2 separate regions of the Homo sapiens genome follow, and region 2 is linked to region 1. Evidence: chromatin contacts called from ENCODE Hi-C or POLR2A ChIA-PET data. All regions are on one chromosome and are shown on one strand. The core of a region is the stretch at or near the end of the contact, and the rest is flanking DNA. Distances in the headings are between cores, read along the strand shown.

Evidence for each region. A loop is a pair of places that touch in the nucleus more often than their neighbours do. ChIA-PET counts read pairs that join two places held with the same protein, here RNA polymerase II (POLR2A). Pooled maps may share reads with other maps.
Region 2: a loop to region 1 is called in a pooled map, with 2.9 times the contacts of the local background. The contact joins the promoter of FEV here to the promoter of ZNF142 in region 1. A Hi-C loop is called at or near these places in 4 of 50 pooled maps. POLR2A ChIA-PET finds 5 or more read pairs at or near these places in 2 of 52 experiments (BJ and activated naive CD4-positive, alpha-beta T cell).

The regions. Positions count from the first base shown.
Region 1 is chr2:218,655,680-218,660,872 of GRCh38, reverse strand. It overlaps ZNF142 (zinc finger protein 142), which reads left to right and starts at 1,250. Exons shown (of 11, transcript NM_001379659.1): 1 at 1,250-1,504; 2 at 1,743-1,893; 3 at 1,997-2,172; 4 at 4,410-4,723. The coding sequence starts at 4,444. It overlaps BCS1L (BCS1 ubiquinol-cytochrome c reductase complex chaperone), which reads right to left and starts at 1,190. Exons shown (of 8, transcript NM_001079866.2): 1 at 1,130-1,190. RefSeq lists enhancers at 1,067-1,196, 2,007-2,126.
Region 2 is chr2:218,982,423-218,987,731 of GRCh38, reverse strand. It overlaps FEV (FEV transcription factor, ETS family member), which reads left to right and starts at 2,548. Exons shown (of 3, transcript NM_017521.3): 1 at 2,548-2,708; 2 at 3,427-3,501. The coding sequence starts at 2,657.

The sequences.
Region 1 (5,193 bases), core at 1-2,500:
CCACAGGTCAGCATTACTGTGTGGGTCAATACCCTCCTTTTGTGGGGTAAGGGTGGTATTGGAATGCAAGGGTGGAGGCTCCAGGTCCCTCATCCCATTTTGTCCTTCATTAGTCTACTCATACCTGTTTCCTACCAGAGGACCATGTCTGGAGATGCCTTAAACCAAAAAGAGCTATATAAACAGGCTTCACATCAGGGTAATGGATGGACAGGATTTTTGTGGTCCCTGGGACCAGCTATGATAAAAAGGGGTCCATTGGCTGCAGTCAGCAAGGGAGAAGCGTCCGTTGACTTGTCAGTAACCCTATGTCTTGTTATGAGTAATGTCCTTCAAATATCCTCCCCCTTACGTCCCCAATATTTAACGTCTTGTTTAGACCTTTATTACCTCCCACCTAAACTGTCTTTAAAATCGTAGTTCTTGAAATGGCATTTTAATAGGTCTTCACCTCCTGCTTCACGGAACATCTACACAAGGGTCCAGATCTTTCATCATAGGGATCAGCTCCAATACCATATCTCTCTCTGCTCCAGCACCTTCAATGGCTGGCTCCCAGCAGACCCCTGAATTGGGTATAAACTCAGCCTGGTACTCAAGGCTCTCTACAATACGGCGCCCACCTACCTTTCATGGATTAGCTCCTAACACTACCTGTTTAGCAAATATGCAAATACGCAACAAATATGTTCAACAAGTAAGCAACCTCCCAACTCCTTGCTCATGCAGTGCTCTTGGCTCGGAATGCCCGTTCTTTTCTCCCTCATTCTCCCCAAATGAAAATCTGCCCATCTGCTACTTTCTCCACGGATCGTCACATCGTAGACAATAAGATCCTGAGGGACAAGAGCAAAGTTGTTTCTAGTACACCTCTCCTCCAACCCCGAACCCCGGCCACTTTGCCCTGCGCCTGGCATGCAGGGAGGTGAGCTGACAGCAGTGACCTCGGCTGAGCCTCAGAACTGGGATCCAGAATTCCAAAACACCTATGCATGGAAGGCCACAGACAAAGCTCTCCCGTCCCCGGCCCCTCCGCGACACCCAGGAACCCCCTCCTGAACCTCGCCCACACCCCAGCTCGCGCCTCCAGCCACATGGTTTGGGGTAACCCGTCACTCAGCCCTCTCACCGCCGTGACTCTCTGGCCCTCCGTCTCGATGGTTTCACCGCGCCTGCACCTTGGGGAAGCTGCGTTCGGCCCCGCCCCGGGTCCTTTCATCTACTTCCCGCCACACCCACAGAGAAGCCCACGCCACTCTACCCCAGAGCTCTCGATGGTGCTTCTCCGGCTTCAGGGCTGGAGTGGGGGTGGAGGGCGGGAAAAACCACAGAGACAAAACATAGAGTACCCCGGCAGCCGGCAAGAGGAAGAGAGAGTGGCTTCCACATCCCCAATATCCTAGAGGCGGCTGAGCCGGAGGCGGTCGCACAAAGCGGGCCCCGGGGGCCGTTCCAGCCGCGGCCGACCATAGAGATGCGGCTCCCGCCGGCTCTGGGTCTGGAGGTGAGTGAGCGGCTGCGGGGCGGAACTGGGAAGGGAATGCGGGTGGAGCGAGCTGGAGGCAAAGTTTTTCGAGCCCCGGGATCAGGGTGGGCCTGGGCGCTGGGAACTCTCGGAAGGAGGTACTGAAGGGAGCACCCAGACGAGCTGGGCCCCGGCGCTGCAGTCGCGTCACGGTTCTGGACCCCGCCCGGGTACCTGCTGCTCTCAGGACAAAATCATGACGATGCTCCATCCCAAGCCTTCCAGGTTACAAACCGCCTTTCCAGTTCGCTGGCTCTTATGATCCAGCTCCTGCCCGACGATGTGGACACTGTCATCACCTCCATTTTACAGATAGGAAAGCTGAGGCCCAGAGAAGCGAAGCGACTGTGTCTGTCCAAGACCACGCGGTGAGTCAGAGCCAGAGGCAGGTGGGAACCTGGGTCGCTAGGCCGGGGCCCGTTGTTTCTCCAGGCCTTCTCTCTGCCTTAGTCTGTCCTTTCTCTTCCTCAGCCCTCCTGCCCGGAAGATAAGCGTATTTCTTCTCTGGTGCCCACCTGTCTCCTACCTCACCCTGCCCTCCCGCAGGTGAAGGTTCTTAATCTTGACGGCTCAGCGTCCTCCTTGGCTCCCCCCGGAGGCCATGTATGGTCAAGCTTGAAGATTCCCCAGAACAGCGATAATATTCAGTAAGTGGAGGCTGCAGTTTCCAGAGAATCCCTCTGACCACGGGAGTGCACTTTCCAGCCACCTTGTGAATCCCTGTGATCTGTTGTTTTGAGTCCATGGGATTCTGGAAATAGGGACTATCAGATTGCAGGATCTTGGTTTTTGTTTGTTTTTTTTTTGAGACGGAGTTTCGCTCTTGTTGCCCAAGCTGGGGTGCAATGGTGCGATCTCGGCTCACTGCAACCTCCGCCTCCCGGGTTCCAGCGATTCTCCTGCCTCAGCCTCCCGAGTAGCTGGGATTACAGGCGTGTGCCACCACACCCTGCTGATTTTTTGTATTTTTAGTAGAAACAGGGTTTCACAATGTTCGCCAGGCTGGTCTCGAACTTCTGACCTCAGGTGATCGGCCCGCCTTGGCCTCCCAAAGTGCTGGGATTACAGGCCTGAGCCACCGCGCCCGGCCTGGTTTCTTCTTCTTTTTTTCTTTTTGCATCTTGTCTGTGACTCAATTTCATGAAGTGATTCCCATCATTCTTATTAATTACTAATTATTCAGCTTAAACTCATTTTAGCCATGTATAACAGGGTATGCAATTCAATTGTCATTCATTCCTCAGTTATGTTCCCATATTTAGTTTGAGGCCATAGTCAGTTAATGAGTTTGAAATTTCTCCAAATGTGTTACGTTATAGGTGAGGAACCACTGGTTTTGTACAAGATACCTAGCTTTACTCCAATGCAGCTCCATATCTGTGGTTCTTCACTGGAATCTTCGATTGTGGGTGATTTGTGTTCGTTGAAGTGATAATGTCAGTATCACAAAGTAATATCATTGAAGTGATAATGTCAACAAATTACTAAAAAAGCTATACATCTAGGGAGAGAGACTGACAGGTAAACAACAGTGCAGTGTGACCTCGTTTCTGATAGGGCTGTGTACAGAGTGCCCTTAGGACGCCAGAAGAGAGAAGATAAGAGTTTCGGGAAGCCAGGCCCGGCGCGGTGCCTCACGCCTGTAATCCCAGCACTTTGGGAGGCCGAGGCAGGTGGATCACCTGAGTTCTGGAGTTCAAGACCAGCCCAACCAACATGGAGAAACCCCATCTCTACTAAAAATACAAAATAGTAGCCAGGCGTGGTGGTACATGCCTGTAATCCCAGCTACTCAGGAGGCTGAGGCAGGAGAATCGCTTGAACCCAGGAGGCAGAGGTTGTAGTGAGCTGAGATCGTGCCACTGCCCTCCAGCCTAGGTGACAGACTAAGACTGTCTCAAAAAAAAGAATGTCAGGAGGCCTTCATGGTGGAAGTGACATTTGTGCAGCTTCTTCAAGGATAGTTAATTGGTTAGCCAGATAAGAGAGAGAGATTGAGAAGGGGAAAAGGCATATCAAGCCAAGAGACGCAAAAGGCTGTGAGGGTATGAAAGCAAAAGAGAATGTGGTGGGTCTGGAGAATGGCACATCATCTGGTTCAGAGATCTGCTGAGGGGAGAAGTGGGAGATGAGTCAGGGGAGGTCAGCAGGAGCCAGATGATGAAGGAAGGGCCTTCCTTATAATCCATGCTGAGGAATAGTGAGATTATCAAAGGTTAAGAGGGAAAGGGACCAGGCAAGGTGGCTCACGCCTATAATCCCAGCACTTTGGGAGGCCAAAACGGGCAGATCACCCAAGGTCAGAAGTTCGAGACCAGCCTGGCCAACATGGTGAAACTCCATCGCTGTTAAAAATACAAAATTTACCTGGGCGTGTGTGGCACATGCCTGTAGTCCAGCTATTGGGGAGGCTGAGACAGGAGAATTGCTTGAACCCAGGAGGCGGAGGTTGCAGTGAGCCAAGATCACGCCACTGCACTCCAGCCTGGGTGACAGAGCGAGACTCTGTCTCAAAAAAAAAAAAAAAAAAGGACTTCTGAGATATTTGGGCCCCACCTAATTTTGTTGCAGATAAGAAATCTGAGACCCAAATTGCTTAATGACTTGGCTAAGGGCACTTAGCTAGCAGAAGACAACCTGCAGTCATTAATATATTGGCCAATACTTGTTGGCTGTCTCCTAATATTCTGTTATCATTTTTATACTTTTTGTTCTGAACATTATCATAAAAGAAAGCCTCTATTTAGTCTCATATGGTATATATGGCATATTGCCATGCAAGAAAATGCCTAAGTGGGTGGGCACTGGGCTGTGTACCCACGCCAGCCAGGAAGAAAGTAAGAACTCTAACCTTACTTTGTTTTTCTTCTGGTTGGCTTGTCAGCATTTAAGAAGCCAAAACACACAAGTCGGTGGTGATGACAGACCCCCTTTTGGACTCACAGCCAGCCAGTAGCACCGGGGAGATGGATGGACTGTGCCCTGAGCTATTGCTGATCCCCCCGCCTCTCTCTAACCGTGGAATCCTGGGGCCTGTCCAGAGCCCCTGTCCTTCCCGGGACCCTGCACCTATACCTACTGAGCCAGGCTGCCTGCTGGTAGAGGCCACAGCAACTGAAGAGGGACCAGGGAACATGGAGATCATTGTGGAGACAGTAGCTGGAACCCTGACCCCAGGTGCTCCTGGAGAGACCCCAGGTACAAACACAGTTGCAAGCAGGCCAGTGGGACAAGCAGCTCTGAGGTTTTGTCTGGGTTATTTTTGATTCTGTATAAATATGATGAGAACACAAGGTAGCATCCTATTTTTATACTTGGAGATGTTGTCATTTGGTTTGCAGTTGGTGCATGTTGATTGAAGGCTGGCGAAGTGGTGCACAGCCTTCTACCAAGCTTTTGGCAGTCTGTCCTGCAAGGGCTTCATGTGTGCTAGGCAGTAATCCAGAAAGTAAGACCTTTCTGACACCTCCGCCCAATCCTGGCTTGTCCCTACTCTTACAGTCCTTGGAGATTCTTTCCTCCATATTGACCCTCCTACCCAGGAACTGCAGCCAGGGATTAAGCAAAAACCCTGTCTCTACCACCCTGGGCTTGGCAGGGCTTTCCAGAAGTGATCTGGTATTTCCCTGCCCTAGTTTTTTGTGTATAACATACTTTACTCATCCGAG
Region 2 (5,309 bases), core at 1,299-3,798, 330 kb before region 1:
AGTACAGAGGTTATGTTACTTCCCCCAAAGTCACATAACCAGGAAATGGGAGAGTCAGGAGTTGAAACTAGAACCCAGGCAAACTGGCTTCAGAGCCCAGCAGGCCACTTCCCCACTGCTTGCTTTGGGGAGCAGGCAATGAGCAAAGGGAGATCTGGAATCTGCCCTTGACTGAGCTGCTCTCCCTACAGGGGTATCTGTGGTTGCTGGGAAGAATCAGCAAGATGGCTTCAGGAACTAGAAGTGTGACTCTGGACCTTCTGGTCCTCCATTCATTCTGGGCAGGCTGGCCATCTGCAGAACCACATGGGACCAGCGCTCAGCAGGGTAGGAAGGGGATGAAGGGGAAACTGCCAAGGACTCTCCTGTTGGCTTCCCTAGCTGTACTTGCAGCAGGAGGGGATGGAGAAGATCAAGACTCAGGTGGGTGGAGATGACTGCCCCCCATGCACACATTTCCTGGTGCTCCACCCCCTCAGCAAATGACTTCTGGGTAAGACTGAGGGATAAAGCCTATACTGTTGATCCTTGCCCAGCTCACAGCTGGGATATTTGGGTAGACCTCACTAGGACCCTCTCCTTTACACCTTAGCCTCCCACTGAGAGCATTAAGTGGGCGAATTTTGATGCCTCCCAGCTTTCCCAGCTCTTACCTCCTGCCCCTGGCTATTTTCTGTTCTTACCTCCTGCTCCTTGTTTTCTGTCCATAGTGGGTGGGGGAAGCAGAAAGAGGAATGAGAAGGAGAGGGATTGGGATCTTGACCCCAACTTCAAGGCCCTCACCTTCTGTGGAGCCCTGAGTTTGGTCCACAGGGAACATTCCAACCTCTAGTCTTTGCTCCCACCAGATTCCAGGTCCACATCCTGAAGGCTTCATCCCTGTCCCACTAGGATCCTCCCAGGCCCTGGGATCCCTCTTTTTCCCTCCACACTCTGCCTCCCACTCTTCTCCCTGGCTCCTTTGCACCCTCCACGAGCAAAGATGAACACTCCAGAAGTTGCAGCAAATGAGGGTGAACATGGGCCCTGTAGAACCCCAGAAGTAGGAGTTTCCAGCCATCCTCAATCAGGCATCCCAGGACCAGGCACTTAGCAGGAGACCTGCCCATTCCCAGGCCTCCTCCACCCCTGGGCTCAAGCAGTGAGAGAGGACTTTGAGAATGCCAGTTTTGACAGTACCCGTTCCATACTGCAAGGCTGCAGAAGGTGGGCTTCTGGGCTGGAGCCTCATCTTCAGCCAGCATCCTCCTTAGCCTGCCTCTCCAGAGCCACGAAGCCCCATAGGTACCCAGAGAGACTCCAGGCCACTTGGGAACCACATCAACATCTTTGCATGAGTTAGAAATAGGAATCCTTTTCTTGGAGTGGATTCCAGCCTTGTACAGTGCACAACCCTGTCTTAACCCCTCCACCTCTCCAGCCTCGTTCAGGGATAGCCAGAATGGGAGTAGTGGTGAGGGTGGGTGGCAGACTGGGAGGACAGGGGATGGGGAAGGATGGGAGCAGAATAGTTGTACAGGGAAGTAGCAGGGGGCTCAGGAACCCATCAGGGAAAGCCAGGACAGATTCTCAACATCTTTAGAGGCCTTCAGCAGTCCAAGCCACTACTAATTTATGGGGACTGAATGAATGAGAAAAGGAGGGGAGGGAGAAGGATGAGAGGGAGAGAGAAGGCTGGAGGGGAGATGAGAGTCGGAGAGAAAAGCCTAGGAGGTAAAGAGAGACCTAGAAGGGGGCGGGGAGGACAGAAGAGGGGGCCACCCATCATAAGTTGCCAGGAGAGATGGCCCAGCACCAGGCCTGAGGCTTGGGGGCCCCAGAAAGGCAGGAAACGGGCCAAAGCAAGAAGGAGACGGGGAAGGGGTTCGGGTCTCTAGGGAAGAGCAGAGAGTGGGAGAAGAGGAGGAGGGAGCGGGGATGCGGGCAGAGATAAAGGGAGCAACGGCTGCAGGGCCGGGCGCGCAGCGACAGGCGAGAGGGAGGGAAGCGGAAATTTAAAAGTGAAGATGCAGATAACGCAGCCTGGAGACGGGAACCCGGGTGGGGATAGAGGGAGGGAGGGGGAGGAGAGTGAGCGGCGAGTGGAGCGGGAGCCGACTGGAAGAAGGGCTCTAGGGAGGGGGCTGTGGCTGCTGGGGTCCGAGGTGGGGCCGGGTACACCAGCCCCATCACTGTTTGCAGAGAGTCAGGGAGGCGGAAAAGACACGCGCTCTAGGCTCCCATCAGGGCACATGGCCCGGGCCCATCCCCCGCGCGTCTCCCCGGCTGCGGGGCGCGGGGGGCTGCCGGGTGCGCTTGGCTGTGGCGCGGCGCGTTGGAGACTTTATTGCGATGGGACGATAAGAGGGGCGGGGGCGGGGTCCTGGGGGCCGAGGCGGCAGCGCTTTAATTAAAACGGAAATTGCGGCCCCGGGCCGCGCGGGGGCCGGAGGGTTCCAAGCGGCCCCTTAGCTGGAAGCGTTTCTCCAGGACCCCCCCGCAACCCCCGCCACGCCCGGGCTGCCCCCTCCCGCCAGGCCCTGCCGGACCCGGCGCCGTCTTCTCCTCCTTGTCACCCGCGGTCGCTTCGGGCGGGGATCGGTGCCACCGAGCGCAAAGCCTGCCTCGCCCCCCTTCCCCGTCCCCCCCATCTCCCACCGCCCAGTCCCCGGCGGCGATGAGACAGAGCGGCGCCTCCCAGCCCCTGCTGATCAACATGTACCTGCCAGGTACCAGGGACCAGCCGGAGGCTGGTGGCACCGGAACCTGGGGCGGGAAGTCTAGGCTCAGGCATGGGAAGAGAGTGCTGGGGTCCAGGGGAAGGAGAAGTGTCCGGAGATTCGGGTTGCATGGAGGGCCGATTGTAATGTAGGGCACTGGGGAGACCTAAAGGCAGATAGAGAGCTCTGGGTTTCAGTGCAGGGTCTAGAGGAGTTGAAATGAGCAGATTGGGAGCCTGGGGGCCAAGAGCCGGGACTCAGGGACCCGAAGGAGCCTGAGAGGGGAAGCACGGGTCTCTGGCGTGGTGGAGTACTCTGTGGCCGAGCCGTACCAGAAGGCTGTGGTCCGCGGGCGTCTCCCCTGCGCTCTCACGGCTCCTCACCTTCCTGCTACGAGCTTCAGGCCGGCCCTCCAGGCACCCTCCTCTTCTCTTCGCGCTCCAGCTCGGCTGGCGCAGTTCCCCGCTCGGCTTTATAAGGCTCCAGCCGGCCCCTTCGGAAAGCGGATTTCCTTTTTCCTGGACGCGTTTCCTGACTTGGGCTCTATGGAGGGGCTCCGCGCAGCGCGCCTGGACCAGGCTCCGGGAGGAGGAGCCGGGTGGCCCGGGCCCCCAGCCTCGCGCCTGGGGACCACAGCACCCCCCTTAAGCCTTGGCCCGGGGCCCTTTTGTCAAGCCCACAACTTCCGCCCGGGGTTCTCCTGATTCTTTTCTTCTGCTGCTTGCAGATCCCGTCGGAGACGGTCTCTTCAAGGACGGGAAGAACCCGAGCTGGGGGCCGCTGAGCCCCGCGGTTCAGAAAGGTGAGATGGCCGGCGCGCTGGGCGGCGGAGGCGAGGTTGGTTGGGGTCAGGGCACAGGCGGACAGTAGGTGGGAGCAGTGTGGACCCAGGGTTCACACTGAAGCCCGGAGTCCTGGCCTGGTTGTGCGGAGGCCTTGGGAAGACAGTCACTTGGTTTTTGGCTCCTGCATCTCCTGAGCACCAGGAAAAGAGTTGCAGGCCAAGGCAGATGGAGAGGATCCCAGCCCCAGGCCCTTTTGCTGCTGTGTATGGTTTTCCAGGCTTTGGGGCAGGGGCTGGGACACTTAGCGTCCTTTCCCTGCTGGTAGTAGGAGCTCAAGGCCGCAGCACCAGCCGGCAATGGAACCGGGGGAATTACTCCCCAAACACAGCGGGCTTCCCAATCACTAGACCCTGGCTACTGCCACCTGCTTCACCCTCCGGCGCTGACTCACGCCGGCTGATCTCTGCTGGCCAACTCTGCCAGACGATTGCAATTGATTCCCAGGTTCACCACCAGCGCTCCACGGGTAGTCGCTAAATTACCCTTTTGACGGCTGGCTCTTCAAGCAGCGTCTCCCCACAGTCCCCATCTCAGTCGTTACCCTAGATCTCACCAAGAGACAGAAACCACAAAAACGAGGTTGGCGACTGTTTTATCCAGAAGGAAACTATGCCCAACAGGAACGGTCATCCAAGCCGCTGAGGTTGCTCCGCCTTTGGTGCCAGGTGCACCTTTGTACCCAAACCTTCCCTTGCTTCTGACCCTAAAACTTAACTCTGGGGACCAGAAACCAGGAAGCTCTTTGCTGGGCTGGCTTGAAGGGATTGGGATTGAAATTATGGGGAAGGGTAGCGTCTGGATTCTAAGCCAGTGGCTGAAAAAGTAAGAGGGGTTCAAAAGACTATATTTGAGGCAGTAAGCAGACCACTTTGAGGAAAATCCGTTTTATTCTAAAAGGGAGTGGGGGTAATTGTATCGGGATTTTTCTCTGCCTGTCTGCTTGAGGCTCCAAGACAGGGGAGCAGGAATTCTGGGACCCCACTCTCTAACCACTCGCATATCCTGGAAAAACCTCCTTGCTGCCTCCAGCAACCGAATTCGGAGGGAGATCACACAAAGACAGGAGGAGGTTGGTAGCCAAGCACAACAGCTGCTCGGTCCGTTCCCCTCCTCAGAGTTGTTCATCAGGCCCCGAGAACTATGGCACCTTCGTAGGCAGGGAATCCCGCCTGTTCCGAAAATAAGAGGCCAAATTCTCAGGGCCAGCGCAGAGGCCTGCGCACCCGAAGGTGGCTAGGATAGTGAGCCCATGAGAGCTTGCCCCTCCTGTCACGTATAGGGGGCCACTGTTCGTTCCTACTCCTGTCGGATGTGGTGTCCCAAGGGAGCCAGCCACCACTCCACCTCAGGAGTAGCCTGTCCAACTACGTCTTTGGGGACTCGGGACTAGCTGGGCCTTGTCCAGCAGTGGTTGGGGTCGTCCTGCTGCACGCCTGTCCCTTCCCACCTCTGGATGTGGTCCAGCTGGGATGGGGCAGTCCGATCATTCTGCCCAAGGCCGCCCTGTACGGTTGTGCGTCTTTTCCCTAAATAAGGGCGCCCGGCTGAGATGGAGAGTGGCGGCGGATATCTGTCCTTGCTCGCCTTGGAAAGCCAAGTGCCTTGGTGCGCCGCTGCGCTCACGTGGGGGGAGGCAATGCTTCCCCTTCCCCCCAACCCCCAAGTTCCACAAAACCGTGCATCTGGAAAGCTACGTGCTCTTCAGTGGAAGCCGCATTTCCATTGTGCAAAAGCGCGGTAAGGCTACACACCACTCTGCTGATCA